2 separate regions of the Homo sapiens genome follow, and region 1 is linked to region 2. Evidence: chromatin contacts called from ENCODE Hi-C or POLR2A ChIA-PET data. All regions are on one chromosome and are shown on one strand. Each heading gives the region's core, a stretch centred on a gene start or an enhancer-like site at or near the end of the contact. The rest is flanking DNA. Distances are from core to core; before and after follow the strand shown. Region 1 overlaps ARHGEF38 (Rho guanine nucleotide exchange factor 38). Region 2 overlaps ARHGEF38 (Rho guanine nucleotide exchange factor 38).

Region 1 (3,997 bases), core at 41-2,540, 43 kb before region 2:
ATCAATAAGACAGACAAAATTCAACTGTCAGTAAGGGTTTGGCAAACTAAATTATGGCATATATATCAGACAGAATATTATGCAAGTATAAAACAATGTGGATTTATATTTACTGACATGGAAAGATATTCACAACATATTGATGATGAATGAGGTAGCAAGTCGACATACAAGAAACGTATAGTGTTCCTATTTTAGTCAATGTATGTGTGTGAAGAAAAAAGTATGGTGAAGTGAGGGACTCACTGCAATGCTACAATAGTTAGCTTTGGAATGTGACTGCTGATTGTCTTTACTGTCCTCATTTTTATTTTCCTTTTTTTGCAATGTTTCTTCAATAATTTTTAAAATACAAAGAAAAGAGAAAATAATTTATAATATTTTGTGATTAATAGGAACCTTGAAATCCAAGGTGAGAATAGCTAATCTGACAGGGAACACATAAAAAAAAGAGTGAAAGCATAAAGATAACAAAACACTGCATTTCTGAAGATAGCTGTGTTTAGAATAGGCATTTTTTTCTTGCTTTTAGTGGGAAGTTCTATGATTGCTGTCACTTTAATACTGTCTGATGTTTGCGTGAGGTTATAATTCAAAGTAAACATTTTAGAAATTACAAATATCTTTCACTTTGTATTTTTAAGAAGGTAGGTTGTAAAAAAAACCTAAAAAACGGATAATTTTTGATTGCCATAAGTGAGGGATTATTGAATGCCATGTAAAAACCCACATCTTGTACTCTTAAATGCCCTTTTGGCTGCAACATTGCTGGCCTTTGCCACTAAAGAACCCAACAATTACACAGCACTTGACATTGCCTTTTGCCCTTTCCTGTAGCAGTATGTGTGCTTCATGACCTGAATGAAAGGAACAGGAAGGAAAATAATTCATGGCAGACTTGGCTTTGATGTGCATCCAGCCACATGCTGGGATTGCTCTTCTTTTTTAGTTCTTGATGTATAGAATAGTCTAGAGGGAGCAGACACAACCTGGCTAACTCCTACACAGCAGGATTGCAGCAAGTGCTAGGGCCATTTTTAAGCGTGTTTCAATACAATGAACTGTTTAAGTATTCTGTATGTAGAAGTCCGTGCATGCAAATTGTACTAAGAAGAATATCTCCCTTTTTCTCCTCTGAATCTCTCTCTCCTCTCTTCTTGTTTCTTGGTTCCAAAGACCTAATGCAAGCTTTAGAAAAGGAAACCTAAGCAGAATTTGTAGCACATGAAGTTCCTCTCTAACCACTCAGTTATGCAAAGCTCCAGTCCTTGGCACAATGCCAGGGACACAGGCTGTATAATGAGGCAGAGCCATTTCCCAGCCCCCATCAACTATCTTTGAAGAGAAGCCAGGAGGCCGATGCACCTCTTTGAATTCAAATGAGCCTAGAATTGGAAACTCATAAGACAAATCTACTCATATCTGTTTATACTGTCGGATAGTTTTTCCTTTTGAAAAAAGAAAGGAAAAGAAAAGAAAAGACTGATAAAGTGAGAGAACTGGTTGCCTGTCTGGTGTCTCAAAAATCAGCTTCTCAACTTGACTGAGATATACAGCCCTGGTCTACAGATCTGTATGATGCCTGACTCCTTCACTTCAGTTCCAGAATTCCGTTCTCACTGTTGCTCTGCACCAAAATATGAATGACAGATATTTGCTGCTTACATTAATATAATTTATATTTTGTAAGCTCTTTATTTCTTCATATAAACTCTTAGGAATTTAAAGTACATACACACACACAAGCAAACACACACTAGAAGCTTGGGACCTTAAAGAGTTGCTCATCATAAGCCAAACATGTGCCTGGTAAATAAATTGGAGTTTGTATTGAAGTCAATTTCATCCTTTCAGCATTAATCAGCCTGGATACATTTTCTTCTAGAATAATGGACCTCTTTCAGAGTGTTTGTATACGCTGTTTTTCTAAAATAATTTCTATATTGTCCTAGTAACCAACTATTTCACCTTAATATTTCATTTTCATGCTATAATGTGTATGATTTTTTTCTCCATAAATCATACAAGACTTGAAATTAGAAGAAATCTAATATTTTCATAAAATAATCTTTTCTTATGCATTAATCTATAGAAACTTCAAATGCATTATGATATTAATCTGAGATTTTTTAAAGACTAATATGTTTCATAGAAAGAAGTGTTTTTGGACACATTAAGATTCCCAAACATATGTATGATGAGCAGTTCCCAAAGACTTTCTGGCATCAGCAAACTTAGTAAATTATATGTTGGGATTCTTCTAAAAGGTTTGGTAAAGTATATGTGATAATAATTTAATAAGTAAAATATGCACCAGTAATGGGGTAAATGCCTTTGCAATCCTGGATTATTAAAAGCAATACTCATGATTAGAAAAATCAGAATTTCTGATTTGGACAGGAACAGTCAGCTGCATTTTCTCGTGATTTTTATATTTGATTTATATTATTTTAAAAAGTACTTACTCTTGCATGTATATTTTCCTGTAAGAGAAGAAAAAGAAAGTAAATTCATGTAAATCTGTATATTTAAGGTAATATACAAACATTATAAATCCTTTTAAATTTTCTTATGTAAAATAAAATAAGTAATTTTCATGAATGCCTTATAGAAGTAGTCTCATTATTTTATAATCATGTCCCTAACAAATAAAGAAGATGAAAGTTTTTATCTAAAAGCCTCAAGTGGCTATGGATAAATAAAATAATATCCTGTGTTTATTATCTGATCACTGTGGGCTTTGGTTTCCAACCATTTGGAGTACAATAAATGTTTTCAATATAAAAAAATTTTAAGATCCATTCCATAATAATAGATGGTCTTTTTACATTCAGTGATTGAGGAAAAATTTAATAAGTGCCTAAGCTGCATTTTGTAAAATTTAATGGATTTAATAAGTTTTTTTCCATTAATCTCAGTACTTTGTATATGTGGAAAATGGTGGGGGACATGTGTGAAGCAATTGTTTCCTCAATCTCCAGACATGCTATATGAGTGAATTGCTAGACATCCTAACATAACTAGGTTTTGCTTAGTCTAAGACCTATTAGATGGGAATCAAGCACAGAATTATAATTTTTTTAAAATCAGCAGCTGCTATAATTTTAGGCAATTATTCACGACTGTTTAAAGAACTCTCCTATTGCAATGAAAGAAATACCACCACCACCTCCTGCCCAATATTTCCTTCCAATCATTTCCTTTAAGCTCACATGCTTCCTTCTTTCCTCTTCTAAAGGGAAATTTTATTTGCCAGATATGCTTTGTGCGTCATAGGTCAGAAAATCTGGGGAAGAAAATGAATAAAAATAAAAATGCAATTTTTCATGCAAACCAATAAGTGAATAATGTGATCATTTAGGAATCAAAACACATACATTGAAGTTGAAAGAGAAGGTTATTCTTTTAACTCCTACAGAAAACATGGGGTTTTTTTTTCTATTTCATTTATTTTAGCCAAGTAAAACCTAAATATCATAACATAAATTAAACATTGTGTTTATGTAGTATAACGCTTTATGAAAGGGAATCTGAGAGATTTTCCAGTAGGATAAAACAACAATCTGTGGAGTAGTGGCACTATATTATAACATCTTTTTATTTGTTCATCATTTTTAAAAAAATCTCTTTTAGGCTGAAACTTTGCAGAAGCTAATCCCAACCAAGGGCAATTCAGGAAGGAAGAATTTAAAATGTGTCCATTTACCCTTTTATGGGATAAAGTAATTTAATATATTTATCACTATACCTCCTACCCTCATGAACACATTATACTTTGACTCACAATTAACAAGTTTTTATGTGACTATTCCTTAAGGATTATAGTCTTTGTTCAAACATGATGCCATATAACAAGGAACTGAAGGGCTTTCCAAAAGTGATTTTAATTTTTACTTGGAACACTCCATTAGAATAATGAGTATAAAATGTGGTGAACAAATTGAAATGTATTCCTTTGGATTTTGCATTGCATGAGCTTTTAGCTTCCTCCCTGAAT
Region 2 (4,248 bases), core at 884-3,383:
AGCCGAGTAAGCAGTGCATCAGGGCTGCTGCAGAGCCGCTATGCACTGTATAATTTCTGGGAGTGCTGTTCCACAGCAAGGCAGCCAGGGGCTGGATATAGAGGTAGAACCTAGCTTTGAGGTGTCATGACGGTCACCAGGGATGCCCAACCAGCTAAAAACATCGGAAGAGAGGGCAGGATATGGAACTCAGGAAGATTCCCATGACGTGCTGAAGCTGCAGTTCCTGTTGTATAGGACGGCAATGGGCTCACTCTGGTGAAGGAAGAGCCATGAAAAACACAGCAAAGGGATATACAAGTTTCACTGAATACTTTAGCAGTAAATATAGCTTAAAATGCATAGGAAGTCAATGGGACTTTGGCTATCTCTTTATTATATATAAATTTTCATTGTATTATGGTCTTTGAACAGTATTTTTATTATTATAGTACATCTATATTCCCCTCCTCCCTGTCTCCTTTCAGGGATACTTGGATCTATACTGTGTTCTCAGGGAGTTGGTGAGCCCTCCTCACACGCAGCCTTCTCTGACAGGGTTGGTATGATGGCTGACGCTACAGCAACTTGGTTTGGGGTGGGGGGCACAAGCAGGAAGCTGAATGCCTGAGCCCTGGAGTGCCTTCCCTCCCTTGCTCCTTTGAAAAAGCGGCCAGCTAAGAATTTTCCCTCCCTAACTCCCTCTCTTTTGTGTTTCCCTATCCCAGGGCTTTCCTCACCCACTTTGGACCCTGAGGGAGAGATTTTGTAGGATGTCACACAGAACCATTGCTCAATATACTCCCCACCATCCTGACATTGAAACAGCCCACTGCTAACCTAGGTATGACTGATAACACTGGTAATAGGCACCATTTTACATTCAAGGACTCTGAATTGAGAGAGAGCATGAACATCAAATTTATGGTCCCTTATTTTAATAAGTTTTTTTAAATTTTCAATTTCATATTTGTTATTTGTGGCTGAAAATAAAATGTGTAAATATATAGTTGTCATCAGGGGAAAATATTCCATAATGGCATACAGTCAACCCTCTGAATCCTTGAGTTCCATGTCTATGGAATCAGTCCTCTGTGGATCAAGAATATTTTTTAAAATGCATCTGTATTGAACAGACTCTCTTTCTTATCATTATTCCCTAAACAATATAGTATAACAACAATTTAGATGGCATTTACATTGTATTAGGTACCATAAATAATCTAGAGATGATTTAAAGTATACAGTAGGATGTGTGTAGGTTATGTGTAAATGTAACCATTGCATTTTACGTCAGACACTTAAGCTTCCATGTATTTTGGTATTCTTGGTGGATCCTGGAGCCAGTGCCCCGTAGATACTGAGGGACAACTGTGTATGGTATAATTCCTATTCCAGAAAATATTTCAGTATGTTTGTATAAACAATAAGCCAAAATAATTATTGTGCTTATTTCTAAGTGGCAAGACTACAGGTGATTATTTTCCTCTATATATTTTTTCTAGTGAAAATTATTTATATAATGTTGCCATATAGTATATCAAAATTTTAACAGAAAATTCCAACTGAATTCCTGTCAATACAAAATTATATATATTTTAAACCATTTTTTAGAAAACACAAATTTTTGAGCATAAGGCACATGATTAAACCAAATATGAGTAAATTCAAAATAAATACACATAACTTTCTTGTTATAGAAATAAAATCTACCAAGTGTGCATTCAAACACATACACTTGAAATATCATTGGATGGGTAAAAAGATGCTGGTAATGGAGTTTGCCTCTAGGGGAGGAAACCGAGTAGCTGAGGAATTCTATAGCCCCCTTGAGATCTTTGGTAGATTTGCACTATGTGAATTTTAGCAACTGAAAATAATTAAAAAACAAAGAAAAATAAAAATAAGTACAGTACTCAAATTCCTCCAGCTATTCCTTTCAATCACTTTTTGCCCTTTCCATTGTTAGATTAGTCTACTCTAGTTTGATTTACTTTGACTTATAGCCAAAAACATAGAGTATCTCTCACTGCCCTGTTTGGATAATAAATAACTAGAACCTGTTTTCCCACTAAATGTTTCAACACTAACTGATGTGGATAACGTTTGCCTTCTTTGCAAAACCTCTCACAGTGCTGCTATTAAAGAAGATGTGTAACTGCTGAGTTTGATGTATTATCAGTTCGGTAAAGGTCTGACATAGAAAAGCCTTGAAGTTAAGATTAAAGTTTACAGCACGATTGTCACAGAACAGTTGTCAGTCAAGGGCTAGATCTAATCACTCATTTGTACACTGATTCACTCATACAAGGTGACTCAGTTAAGCCAGGAACTTCTGGTACTTTCCTCAGTTTTCAACTTCCTTCATCCAATTTTCACTTAAATAAAATGACTTGTTTTGTTTTGTTTTTACTGGGAGTGGTCTGAGTTTGATTTTGTATAGAGAAAAGATGATGAATCCGATGATACCCAAATTCTCTCCTAGCTTAACCTGTAGTTGTAAAATATTTATGTTGCCCCAGGTTTAGCTAAGCTTGGTTTACAGATTATTGCTATAGTTATCTGAAAACTGTATGTGTTAATCTACACATTTTGACAGTGATGACAGGTGGTTTGTGCTCAAAGACACTGGTAGTTAAATGTCCAGAAGGGAAGTGAGAACAGGAAAGAACTAACGAACATTGAAAAGGTAGTGAACTGAATGAACTGGTGGTGTCAACTAACTACCTCAGCACTCATATAAACGCTGATAAGAGTCATATGAGTACCCGAACATTTATTTACTTAATCAAAGGTTAAAAGTTTTGAGAAGTGGGAAAAAGGCAGATCTGACATGAGAATTCTGAGAACCTTAAGAGAATTGCTATTACCTTAGTGGAGAGAACTAATAGAATGAAATTAAAGTCCACAATGAGGAAGGCAGAGAGCAGACAGCATTGAAAGATAGCTAAATAACAAGGTCAAAGTGTGAAAAATCAACAACCTATAAACAATTCAAATAAAACAACCTAGAAAATGTGAGTTAGAATTTTGAGAATTGTAATTCACAGTATTGAGAGCAAAAGCCAAATGTGCCAAATAAACGACCATAAATGTTACCATAATGGAAAAGTTTTACCTGGCATGGTCTAAGACACCAATTCTGAGAACTGCTTATAAGAGTTTCATAGGAAGCCAAAAACAAGTAAAGAAAAATAACAAAAAGTAAAAGCACAAAAAAGAATTGGAGAAAATATATAAGAATACAGCTATCAATGACATTCATTTTAGCGGGGCTAGTTTGACTCACCAATGTAGCAGATTATTTAAATTGGCAACATTTTCATATAAGGTAAACTTAGTCCATTTGATACAAATGTGGACTAAGAATTCAAAGAAAGACTTTTCTTGTATATTTGATGTTTTTGTCTGTCTGTTTATTTGTTTCTTCTGGAGACAGGGTCTTGCTCTGTCTCTCAGGCTGCAGTACAGTGGCGTGATCATGGCTCACTGCAGCCTCAACCTCCTGGGCTCAAGTGATCCTCCCACCTCAGCCTCCTGAGTAGCCTGGACTACAGAAGCAAGCCACTACACTTGGCTGTTTTTTTTTAAATAGGGATGAGGTCTCCCTATGCTGCCCAGGCTGGTCTCGAACTCCTGGCCTCAAGCAATCCTCCTGGTTGTGCTGATCTTTCCAAAGTGCTGGGATTACAGGTGTGAGCCACTGCAACTGGGCGTGTTTTTTACTGTTTTTTATATTGATCATTAGCCAATCGCAGGGACAGATTTTTGATAAATTGTGCTTATTTTGAAACATGTTTTAGTCACAAATGTTCTTATACCTAGTAAATATTTTATATTTAATTTTAAAATAGACAATGAATATAGATGATTCCTTTAGGATCGAGGAAAACAATTTTTTTGGTTTGTTTGTGTTTGATTTTGGTTTTTAAGATAGTAGATAATAGTGCTATGAATGATTCCATAAGGAGGGTAAACTAATTATTCAGGAGAGAGAAAGGACACAGACTGGAGTAAAACCTTTCAGTCTGAGGGGATAGAATCCACTGCACTAGCAGAGAGAGGTCATCCTTCATTAGAAGCGGGAACCATTGCTTCCGGTAATAGGAGGAAGCCAACTTATATAGGTAGAGATGCAGTAAGTTGGTAGATTTGGTGTTGGGAGTGTGCACATCTTATTGTTTCTAGTTTCTTTATGAAATGATGGAAAAGGGCATAAGCTGAGAGAAGAAAAAGGGGTGTTTGACATGTGAGGAAAAGAATGTGAGA

What was found. Hi-C counts contacts between places; a loop is a spot of excess contacts on that map. ChIA-PET counts read pairs that join two places held with the same protein, here RNA polymerase II (POLR2A). Pooled maps may share reads with other maps.
Region 1: a map with no recorded cell type shows a loop between it and region 2 (2.5-fold over the local background). The contact joins two enhancer-like sites. A Hi-C loop is called at or near these places in 3 of 168 maps with a recorded cell type or tissue (Calu3, GM12878 and PC-3), 8 of 37 single-sample maps with no recorded cell type and 4 of 50 pooled maps. POLR2A ChIA-PET finds 5 or more read pairs at or near these places in 3 of 52 experiments (GM12878, PC-9 and activated CD4-positive, alpha-beta T cell).

What each region holds. Positions count from the first base shown.
Region 1 is chr4:105,634,889-105,638,885 of GRCh38, reverse strand. ARHGEF38 (Rho guanine nucleotide exchange factor 38) reads right to left here. Exons shown (of 14, transcript NM_001242729.2): 5 at 2,466-2,483. Among named protein-coding and RNA genes, the nearest start is that of INTS12, 72 kb to the left of the region's middle. Within about 2 kb of position 1,290, at least 4 of the 41 ENCODE cell types and tissues checked have a DNase peak (open chromatin) inside an H3K27ac peak, as active enhancers do.
Region 2 is chr4:105,592,701-105,596,948 of GRCh38, reverse strand. All of the region lies in intron 2 of ARHGEF38 (Rho guanine nucleotide exchange factor 38), which reads right to left. Among named protein-coding and RNA genes, the nearest start is that of ARHGEF38-IT1, 33 kb to the right of the region's middle. Within about 2 kb of position 2,133, at least 3 of the 41 ENCODE cell types and tissues checked have a DNase peak (open chromatin) inside an H3K27ac peak, as active enhancers do.